2 separate regions of the Mus musculus genome follow, and region 2 is linked to region 1. A link is a loop called in an ENCODE intact Hi-C map of the cell type or tissue named here. Cell type or tissue: heart. All regions are shown on one strand. Each heading gives the region's core, and the rest is flanking DNA. Links, peaks and the distances in the headings are about the cores only.

Region 1 (8,596 bases), core at 2,385-4,884:
TCTCAGGGGTTGACAAGAAGACACAAGCAGTAGTTCCATCCTAGATAACCAGAAAATGCACAAGTGCAGAAAAGCAAGAACCTGGCTAGCACCAATGGTAAGGAGGTGGGATGAGTGAATGAGTGGAGTCTGAGTCTGATGTACATGGATACATCCACTTACATCAGCACAGGCAAGTCTCTGCTACCCAGCTGTGAGAGTAATGCAGAAATAAGGCACATATATTTTCACCCTATTTCTTACCCAACAGATAATATCCAGCAAGGACAACACAGACAGATGAAACTGATTTAATAGGATGTATCAAAGTGTCAAATAATATGAAAAATAAAAAGTCATTTCAGCCTCTAAGAAGCAAACTAGTGGATATTACTATCTGCCTAGCTTTAGAAAAGTAAAGAAATAATGAGCAATGAAGCTGACCTTATTTAGCTACAAAAATAAAATTTTCTCTTTTAGGGTGACTACTTAGAAAACAAACTCTTGGATAGATTCGGACACAATGGTGCTGTGAGTGATCATAACAGAAATAGCGTTACTATCCTCAATTTCCACATCTGTAATAGTGGGAAGTTCATAAGAAACCACTACAGGGATTTTGTGTGGCTTTAGAAATGGCTACCACAGATAAGTATTAAATCAACTTGGCCAAAAGCAGGTCACTGTCCGCTTAACTGTGATGGATGTGCTACAAGTGGCTATTAAATGCACTGAAAACAGAGTGCACTTTATACAACATTGATCAAGTTCATTGTCATCCTTCCTAATTTCCTTCTTAAATGTATTCAGATACTGAATTTGGCATAGTATTTATTGATATTTGCCAAATGGTCTTGTGAAACTCTCCACACATATCCCATCCCCTAAACCAGTAACATTTATATCTACAAGTGTGATGTCTTCACCATCTTCAGCTCTCAGACATTTATCATTCCAGATATTCATTAGTTGTCTATATGAAAGAGTCCATAATTGAAATCTCAACTCCTACATCACCCAACAGGAAACTGGAAGAAAGTGAAGTCTTAGGACACGACCGAGTGCTGCCAGGATAAGGGTAAAGAGGAGCAACAAGTGAGGAAAATTATCCTGAATATAGTTCCAAGAGTGGTGAATACTTCCTGACACAGAGGACCCCACTAGTAATGATTAATTTGGCCTTCCACTACAAAGACCAGCACCTGGCAATAAACTAGTCATGAATCCACAGAGGAGATAATATATTTAGTGTGTAAAATTAAATCTTTAGATTACAATGCTAAGGATAATTCAAGTACAAGCAAAACAGTAATAAAAAAAATAGAAACATCATTCTTGACCTCATGATGGCTTTTTTAATTAACAAGATTAATCTGTTCAGATTAGAACTCTAGACCAAAGTGGCCTAAAGATACAAGACAAATTATTTTAATGAGAATGATAGATATTTAGAACATATAATTTAAAACATCACTCACTGGTTCCTTCTCAATTATCTTTGGACAGCATTGCAAAACTATGTTTAGCAATGGTTGTTCTTCTCTTCAGACCTCCCTTGCCCAAGGCTGAAGGAGCACTTGATGCTGTATGAATCCATCATGTTTCTTCTTCACACCTCAACTGACTTTCCCATTTTAGCTCTAAGGATGCTGGAAACTACTTATGTGTGTGTGTGTGTGTGTGTGTGTGTGTGTGTGAGAGAGAGAGAGAGAGAGAGAGAGAGAGAGAGAGAGAGAGAGAGAAAGAGAGAGAGAGAGAGAGAGAGAGAGAGAGAGGTCTATACAAATGAACATTTCCTAGGAGCAAACCATAGTTAATATGGCCAGCATTCGTTCTCAGAGAGGTGAAGCTTGGCTCACTTCGCTCATCATCACGCAGCTAAGGCAGATCCCAGTTTCTTTCCAAGTGTTCATCTTTCTCACCGTGTTGTTAGAGTCACTGTGAGTAAATGATAGAAACCTCTCCAGTCCACTCACATTCAAAACAAAACAGAAGACAAAGGGCATAAGCAATAATGGGCTGGCTCTTCCTGGTTATAAGTTTTTCTCTGCATTATTTGAAAATCTGTTCAATCCTCCTGCCAGTAGCATCTCTTTCAATGTCTTCTAAGCCAATGCCATATTCTCTCTCAAACACTTGAGAGATTACAAATAATTTTCTTTCAATATCATTTAATTTCCTGAGCGAATACATTTTTAAAATATGAGAGGTTCAAGTAAACATATAGGGCTTATTTTAATTTCCTGTTTGCCCTTGTAATTGTGGCTTTAGGAAAACTGATAAACATTTGAAATATATTTTCTGTCCATATGGTCATTCTCATCTAAAAAAAAAAAAAAAAAAAAAGTCAAGCATGCATTTTTACAAACTGGCGCCCACATGAAATCTCTGGTTAATTATGCTTTAGATAACTTAGTTGCTAACATTTGGCCACAACACACTTTTACACTGGTGCATGGCAGGTAGAACAGATTATGAAGCTAAAAATCACAATATACTCCCAAGATGCCAATATTGAGAATTGAACTTAATTGGGAAAAAATGAAAATAGTGATGAATGCTTCAGATACTCATTTCCCAGTATATTGTTACTTTAAAAGTAATTTGCCAGTATAAAACAACAACAACAACAGGAATATAGAGCCAAGTCCCTTAAAAACTGTTTTCTGGTCCATTTCCTTCCTAAACATTAACAGTTTGTATGTTTTCAGTATACATGTTCCAGGAAGCAAAGGAAAATCAGTAGATATGGAATATAATATGCATGAGTTTTAATCTGCTATTCTCTCCCTCTTGCATTATAAAATTCTCTATCACTAGTTGTAACGTAATCTCATGCTTTTATTAAAAATTCATATTGTTTCATAGAATGATTAAACTGAAATTTACTTAATCATCTCGCAACTTATCAGACATCTTTGTCAGCTATATGAACAGAAGAAGTGGGATATTCACTAACTTTTATTCCTCCTAGGCATTATACTTACTTTTCATCTTATCTGTAACTTTAGTTTTTTCAAAATCTGTTTTTAACAATAGTTCTTAAACATTTTAACCCCCTTTGTAGCACACCACCCACCAAAGGTAGTAGGAAAAAAAAGGATATGGGGAAGTGCACCTGTTTAGAAAGGTTCTTTGGAGTAACTACCATCTGTAGTGTCTGGAAATTGGCAGTTCCGTTCACAGGCCAGCAGCGGTACCAGCTCATTTCAATCGCAAACTCTTCATGGATGCACCAGCAATCCAGTTCAGTAGAGTTGGAATAGCAATCAGGAATCAGCAGCACTGACACAACCTAGCAGAGACAGCCAGGCCTCAGCTTCAACTCGAGTCAGCAGGAGGGACCAGGTTGAAGGCCAGGTGTTCTAGGTTGTACTTTTCTCAGGGAAGCAAAGATCAGCAAAGACTCGAGACCCACAAGGTTTGCATAGCTAGCTCTATAAGTAAGCCAACTTCAGCCTCCTTCACTATCCATTAAGTCCTATTTATACTCTCTATACATCATGTGTCTTCCATGGCTCTTCCTTCAACCTTCAACACATGCATCCAATCAGCCTGAGTCTGTGGAAGTGGCAAGAAACTGCAGCACACCACCAGAAGGGTTTTGTTTTGTTTTTTTTTTTTTTTTTTTTTTTTGGGGTGTTTCTCTCTATGGAGTCCCAACAAATGCAGCATCTATGCAGCGTAAGGCAGACCAACACATGCATGTTGTTAGCAAAGAATCCTTCATCATGTGTCCTTTTTCAAGGTGGCTTTGGCAGAATATCCTGTGTCTGCCTCGGCTAAATGTTCCTTCATAAGTCTGCCTTAGTCTTTCACCTGTGTCCACTTCAGCTAAACATTCCTTCACTTATCTGCCCCAGCAGAACACCATCCAAATGACTTTTTAAAAATCTCTTAAGTTTCCTCTTCAGTTATCTTTACAGAGATAGCCAACACTCTGGTATCTATGTTAACAATCCAGAAGAAAAAAGAAGGAAGTTATTAGCATCACAGAGGACCATCTACAAACATGGTCTGAAGTCATCCACGGGGAGGACATAAAGCATCAACTCAAACTAAACCAGAACTGCTTTTTCCAGGCAGAGGGTCTTATGTCAATGGTGTATGTATTCATTAATATGCCCTTCTCCATAGGGAACATGACTTTGCTTCACATTTGTATCCCTTCTTGAGATTCCAAATTTTTGAGTTCTTAAAGACAGTTTCCGGGAAAGTTATATATATTCCTGGCCTTGATAAATAGCATTTATAATGGAATAAAAACATACTCAATTTAAAAATATGTATGCCTTAAAGAGAGTAGGTATGAGGAATGGAGTAGATTCTTTTATGTGTCCTAAAGGTGAGAATTGTTAATGTAGCTATGGCATTCCTATGGTCAAGATCATGAGTGCACTTCCCTATAATATGAGAACAGAACTGAGAGCCCTGAATGTACTGTGCTGTTTTGAGGTTCTCACTGACTTACAGCCATAACACATACATGTCTCTCTGGCAAGATTCCTTCCACACCTTGGCCAGGCAGTGGTGGCACATGCCTTTAATCCCAGGACTCAGGAGGCAGAGGCAGGCAGATTTCTGAGTTTGAGGCCAGCCTGGTCTACAGAGTGAGTTCCAGGACAGCCAGGGCTATGGAGAGAAACCCTGTCTCAAAAAAACAAAACAAAACAAAACAAAAAACAAAAACAAAAACAAAACAAGATTCCTTCCACACCACATTTCCTCCAGGTGTGTTTTCAAATGTCTCCTCACCCTCTAAGACTGTCAACCGTCATGAGTCTTTCCTATTTCACTGTACTACTGCAGTAACCACTACTGTCTATTTTCTTCAAGACTCTACCATTGGATTCTAATTTTCCCAGGAGGAAATAGAGAATGATTTTACAGAGCTTTCAAGGACCATTATCACTGATACTTAGCATATACAAATTCTTGTGCAACCTCAAAGGATACCATAAAAGCATTATTGATATTATCAAATGATATTGTATAGCTCATAAGCTGTAGTTTTTGGCACTCACTAAACCATAAGAATACTCAGAAGTTATCTAAGCATAAATTGACACTTCATGTTCTCTTGCTGCATTGATAGTCTTCATCTATTTCCCTCTGCCCCTGCTGCTGTTTATCTTACCCAGTTCTCTGGATTCCACTTCACTGCCTTTCTTCTACAATTACAGCTTTTGACTAAAGCTTCCTTCTAATCATGATTCAAACTAACATAGTCCAAAGATAATGGCATTTTGATAGTTTTATTTCAGAGTTAGAAGCACTCCATAGCCTTTCAGCCTCATACACTAAACTATTTGGCTCATCTTTTCCCGATAAACTTTCATCTTAGCTGCCTCTGTTTTGAAGAGTAAAACAACCCTTGTTTTATGAATGTAAAAATAAAATTAATATTCAAAGCAGCAAGTGAGTTGCCTGGGTTACAAAAGTCATGACCAAGGGCAGAGCTCTTAGTTTTTTCAGCTGCGTTTCCTCCATCTATATTGTCCATCTTCTCTCTCTTGCTTCTCAGGAAAGAGGTGGTCTCAGTCATTCATCTATCATCCACCCACCTTCTTTCTTCCCCCATCGCTCAGTATTTTCTACCACCATTGCTATATCCTAAAATCACTGTAAGGCAGAGAAGCTCTGATTACCTTTTCTCTACCATGACTTCATGACTTCACCTCTACCATGACACCCACCTCCACAGGTATACTGTGAATGCCAGAGCATGAAAAGTCTCTTCCTGATACTTGATGTTCTCAAGGCATTATTTGTACACCTATTTACCTCGTTAAATATAGTGTTTCTAGCTACAAAGCCCAAATTGAAGACCACTGAGTTCTTATATTTATATAATTCTTTGATTCTCTACCAAATCTGACTGCTTATAATAATATGCTCAGTAGACACTTCACCATCTTTAATGAAGGTGATGAAAAATTTATGTGCCTTTTCAACTTATGTTATTGAGGGTATAGGTATGTGGTTTGCATTTATAATGTGCATGATTACACATTTATAGCCCAGGGTTCTTATTCTGGAGAAAAGAATAGTTAAGAAAATGGTAAAAGATCATTGTTTACAAAAGAACAGACCAGATCCCACAGCTGTGACTTTCTTTAATAAGACAGGTTGTTTCTTTGGTTTTGTTTCATTTTGATTTTTAAGAGAGCAATTTAGTTTAGGATCTGATGAGAATAATTCATATTTTAAGAACTGACAATAGTATTTTTCTGACAATAATTCGTTACTTAATATACTTTCTTAGAGATGCCAAAGCATCTGAAACCTAAAATCAAATTCTATAGCATTTCAGCAGCTGGGAAAGCCTCAATGAAAATTCTGTTGCAAGCTTGGGGACTGAGGAATGGCTAGACACAGGAGAATACTTCCGTAGATCAGTGAGCAATAGAACCAGAGAAAGCAGCTCACATTTTTGCCTTGTCCCTGCGTTATAAAGCTGTTGGAGGTTTTACTTTCACACTCTCTCTTACAGAGATATGTAGAGGTTTTATGGTGTCTGGTATAGAAATGGTTAAAGAATTGGGAAAGAGGATTTTTAGTAGAAGGAAATCCTGGTTTAGAAACTTTAAAGAAAAGAAAATACCTCAAGGTGTTTGAAAGTGGGCAATGGTCAAACTTTCAACCTAATTAAAGCAGGTATGAATCCCATAGTGTTGGAAATCATATGACCAGAGGAGCATCCATTTGAGGAGAAGAGAATATACTTCTACCATGCCAGAGAAAACAAAAACAAAAAACAAAAAACAAAAAACAACCTAATGCCCAAGTCTAAACATAGAAACAGCTTCAGGATTTCTTTAAGTACACTAGTACGAAGATAGAAATGTAAATTCCTCAGTGTACATGAAAATTTTAACTTAAGTTTATAATCCACATGTTCTAGTGTCCCCAAGAGAAAGTTCATATCAAGAACTTAGTATTTCAGAGGCCTGGGACTGGGGAACACCTGAGAAGCATTTCTACAAAGCTTCTACAAAGATTTTGGAGACAGCTTACTCAGTGTGCTTAAAGCCATCAAGACTGTTTTATCAATCAGAGGCAACAAGTTTTAGAGCTTGCCATTTCAAGTCGCCAATGAACACTTGACTTAATGACTTATACAGAACTATGCAACCTAAGATAGTACAGGGGGAAAACACTGATGCCAGAAACTAATATTAATGTTAATTCTGTTGGGTCAGAAGCCACTAGAAGCAACTAGAAGGTGGGGAGTCTAAGAACAGGCACAGAGGCCACTGATCTCCACAACTCTGTGTCTTAGAGAAAAAGCAAATACAGAAGGCCCGTCAGTGAGGACTGAAAACATGCATGCACAAAGGATGCTCAACAGACATTGTAAAGTATGAAAAACGTCGTTTTTCTATTTGAATGGAATTGAGAGGGTTTGGTACAATTCCTTCTTAGAACAAAGAATTCTTTATGGACTACATCATAAAATGGGTGGTTTTCCACAGGCCATATACCCAGATCTTTTTTTTAACCTTTTAAATTTTAATACAGAATCTACTAAATTCCTCCTGCCTCACCATCTTCAGAGAGATTACCAATCTTTGCCACCAGGACTAATTTGGACATCAAGTTTCTGAGGCCAAAATGTTGTGATTTCTTATGCTACAGAAAGGATCTAGGAGGCTAGACGTAGGAAGGTTGGAATTGACTCAAGCATCCACCCAGGCTATGCCCAGAAAAACTTGCCCCAGGTTAGCCAACCTATGGTGTTGTCAGAAGAAAGATACCCAAGCACCCATCCTGGTCACACAGGCCCATGGCGGCTAGAAGAAAGATACCGATCTTAGTGGGTCCCACTAAGATGGACAAAATCATGATGGAGAGAAGGGAAAGATGGGAGAGAAAACAAAGCCAAGGGGATTATTGTACACTGTGGAGAAATGTGGAGCTGGAGACTCGATGGCAGTGAGGAACAGATATGAGGAGGCCATGGTGAGGTCATGACCCTGGGATTCTGCCAAGGACCACATCTGGGTCTGTGGTCCTCCTGATGCAGCTGTGGTTTGTGTTGATGTCTGTGTCCCAAGTTACCACCAAAGGCCACGAGGATGTCAGCAGTCTGACCTGCACCAGAAACTGTGTGGAGGATATCTGAGGGTTGTCCTGCTGAGGGTGGAATATGCTGATCTGAGTGGCTTTTACTGCCACCTGAGGGCATGGGGACATCCAGGCCCAGTATGCTCTTGGGGGTGAGGGGCATGTCTGGGTTCATGATCCTGTGGCAGCCAGGGTCTATGTTGGATTTTCAGGTCTGTGTTACCACCAAAGGCCATGCAGATGCCCCTGGTTTGGACTCCTGCTTGAGGCACTGTGCAGAGCTGCACCCCACCCCCCACCCCTTGATTGCCTCCACACTCTGGAAAACTGGCCCCTTTCCCTCACCTGAACAGCATAGTAGAGCTAACCCCGAGGGCATGAACTCAAGAGAGCTAGCCCCTCTCCTAGTCTGCTGTAGGGTGGCATGAGAGAAGGAGAGATTCCTTCCCCCAACACATATACACACACCCCTCCCCACCTGCCACAGGCAGGTAAGCTGGCCATGGGAGAGTTGGCTTAGAGGTCATTAGAGTGGGAGCGCTAGAGCAGG
Region 2 (2,500 bases), core at 1-2,500, 280 kb after region 1:
CTACCGATGAGGAAGTTGGATCTGGGTGCTCTCCTTATCTCTGCGACACAGCATTTTGGCCATGGGTCGAACACCTTGCAAGTGGTAAATGGCTCGTTTCTCTTTCTCTCTAGGTACCATTCCTAGATCGAACCGTGAGCTCCAACGCTGTGTGTTACTAACCACCACCATCATGTCCATCCCCGGAGTCAACGCGTCCTTCTCCTCCACTCCGGAGAGGCTGAACAGCCCGGTGACCATTCCCGCAGTGATGTTCATCTTCGGGGTGGTGGGCAACCTGGTGGCCATCGTAGTATTGTGCAAGTCGCGCAAGGAGCAGAAAGAGACGACCTTTTACACTCTAGTATGTGGGCTGGCTGTCACTGACCTTCTGGGCACCTTGTTGGTAAGCCCGGTGACCATCGCCACATACATGAAGGGCCAGTGGCCCGGAGACCAGGCACTGTGTGACTATAGCACCTTCATCCTACTTTTCTTCGGTCTGTCGGGTCTCAGCATCATCTGTGCCATGAGCATCGAGCGCTACCTGGCCATCAACCACGCCTACTTCTACAGCCACTACGTGGACAAGCGGCTGGCCGGCCTCACACTCTTCGCCATCTATGCATCTAACGTGCTGTTCTGCGCGCTGCCCAACATGGGCCTGGGCAGATCCGAGCGGCAGTACCCGGGCACCTGGTGCTTCATCGACTGGACCACCAACGTAACGGCCTACGCCGCCTTCTCTTACATGTACGCCGGCTTCAGCTCCTTCCTCATCCTTGCCACCGTGCTCTGCAACGTGCTGGTGTGCGGCGCGCTGCTCCGCATGCACCGCCAGTTCATGCGCCGCACCTCGTTGGGCACGGAGCAGCACCATGCGGCTGCCGCCGCCGCGGTAGCTTCGGTGGCCTGTCGGGGCCACGCTGGGGCCTCCCCAGCCCTGCAGCGCCTCAGCGACTTTCGCCGCCGCAGGAGTTTCCGGCGCATCGCGGGTGCGGAGATCCAGATGGTCATCTTACTCATCGCCACCTCTCTGGTGGTGCTCATCTGCTCCATTCCGCTCGTGGTAAGTGTTTGGGGCCTGAGACCCACTGGGCCTCTCTCCTGCATCCATCCGCCTCCACGCTCCCCTCCTTTTCCCTGATTCCTTTGGGGGGGGGGGAGGTGGGCAGAGTTTTCTCCAGTTCTGAGCTGGGACCACTTCAAGGCTTCTCTGAGCAAACCCAGGTTTTCCTTCTAAGTCCTGACCTTAAAGAGACTCAGGAGGTGATTCCCCGCCCCCAGGTCCCCTGAGGTTCTTTCCCCGAAAGCAAAAGTTCTGAGGTCCCCTGGACAACCCCCTGTGCCCCCTCCCCTGCCAGGTTCCCCTTATTGCCCTGTTTTGCTTTGCATCTTCCCTGAACCTTCAGGCGGGATCAGTTAGATGGGGGGAGGGGACAACTCACTTGCGTTACTTACTCTAGCGCTCCACTCTGTGGCCCAGAGTCTGCAAACCCAGGGCGATAAGCTCTGTTGAATTCATTTCCTTGGGAGAGAGAGAGTGCGGGTTCAGCCTTTTTGATTTCTTCAGGCCTTGACTTTTTTCTAAATTATGCAGAATTTTAAAGTTAGAATAGTTGAGTTGCTTTTCCACTTAAAAGCCTAAGGACTCGCTTCACAGAGGAGTAAGAGGGCCTTGCTTAGAATAATCTTGCAGACATAGTCACACTGCTCCCTGCCCTCCCCCAAGCCTCCCTTAGCCCCTCCACCGCCTACCACCCAAAACCTTGAACAGACTCCTGAACTGGGTATGGTTCAAATTCAAGTTCCTTATTCTTTTTGCAAGCTAAGAAAGCATGACGGACTAGTTGGTGTGCACTGCCCTTTAATTTTTAACGAGCAGGAGCAATGCAGTTTCTCCTTGAGGGAGACTCTAGCCCTCACCACTGTAGTATTAGTCTCTCGCTAGAACACTTCTAATTTGCTCCTTTGTGGAACATCTGTCAGTGTCTTCATGTGCTTCATCTCTGAGGACCAGAGTCTTTAAAGCTGCCATCAGCAATGTCGAAAATATTGCAAGCAGAAAGGAGCAAATGCCTCTTCCGATCTCTGCTTTTACATGTGACACTGACAGAACGCACCAGAAACAAATCATTGGTCCAGCAGAATTCTTCATCTAGAATTTATCTTGTTTTGAGCTCTATCTCTCAAAAGACTGCTTTCCCAGAAATTCTAAACTACCTATTCAAAAAAAGATTACCATCTATGTCCACTGGGAGCAAGTAGAAGTACATGTAATGGGCTACTACTCTTTTCTATCTCTTATGAATACTACCAGCTATCTCTGATTTAGACATATTTCTATCTCTTACAAAAGTGACTGTAAATGGAAGAAAACTTAGCGGTGTCTGAGAGCCAGCATACAGTAGCTCCTTGCCAATGTGTGTAAACAGACGTAAATATGACTGGCCAGAAGGGCCTTTAAGCCATCTCAGAACCTAATGCAATTTACAGGGTTAAGTTACACTCGAACCGCATA

What was found. Hi-C counts contacts between places; a loop is a spot of excess contacts. Peaks named below come from ENCODE experiments on the same cell type or tissue, not always from the same donor. Only the 100,000 strongest peaks of a DNase experiment are listed, where the experiment ranks them.
Region 2: a loop joins it to region 1, with 2.0 times the contacts of the local background. A loop is called at or near these places in 6 of 42 quality-filtered maps.

The regions. Positions count from the first base shown.
Region 1 is chr15:5,519,728-5,528,323 of GRCm38, reverse strand. All of the region lies in intron 1 of 5430437J10Rik (RIKEN cDNA 5430437J10 gene), which reads right to left. Among named protein-coding and RNA genes, the nearest start is that of 5430437J10Rik, 28 kb to the right of the region's middle. In heart, for the core only: no CTCF peak of the experiment used is centred there; no DNase peak of the experiment used is centred there.
Region 2 is chr15:5,240,809-5,243,308 of GRCm38, reverse strand. It overlaps Ptger4 (prostaglandin E receptor 4 (subtype EP4)), which reads left to right. Exons shown (of 3, transcript NM_008965.2): 2 at 114-1,048. Among named protein-coding and RNA genes, the nearest start is that of Ptger4, 2.1 kb to the left of the region's middle. In heart, for the core only: a CTCF peak has its summit at 1,469; DNase peaks (open chromatin) are centred at 898 and 1,398; H3K4me3 peaks cover 1,602 bases; H3K27ac peaks cover 759 bases; H3K27me3 peaks cover 1,365 bases.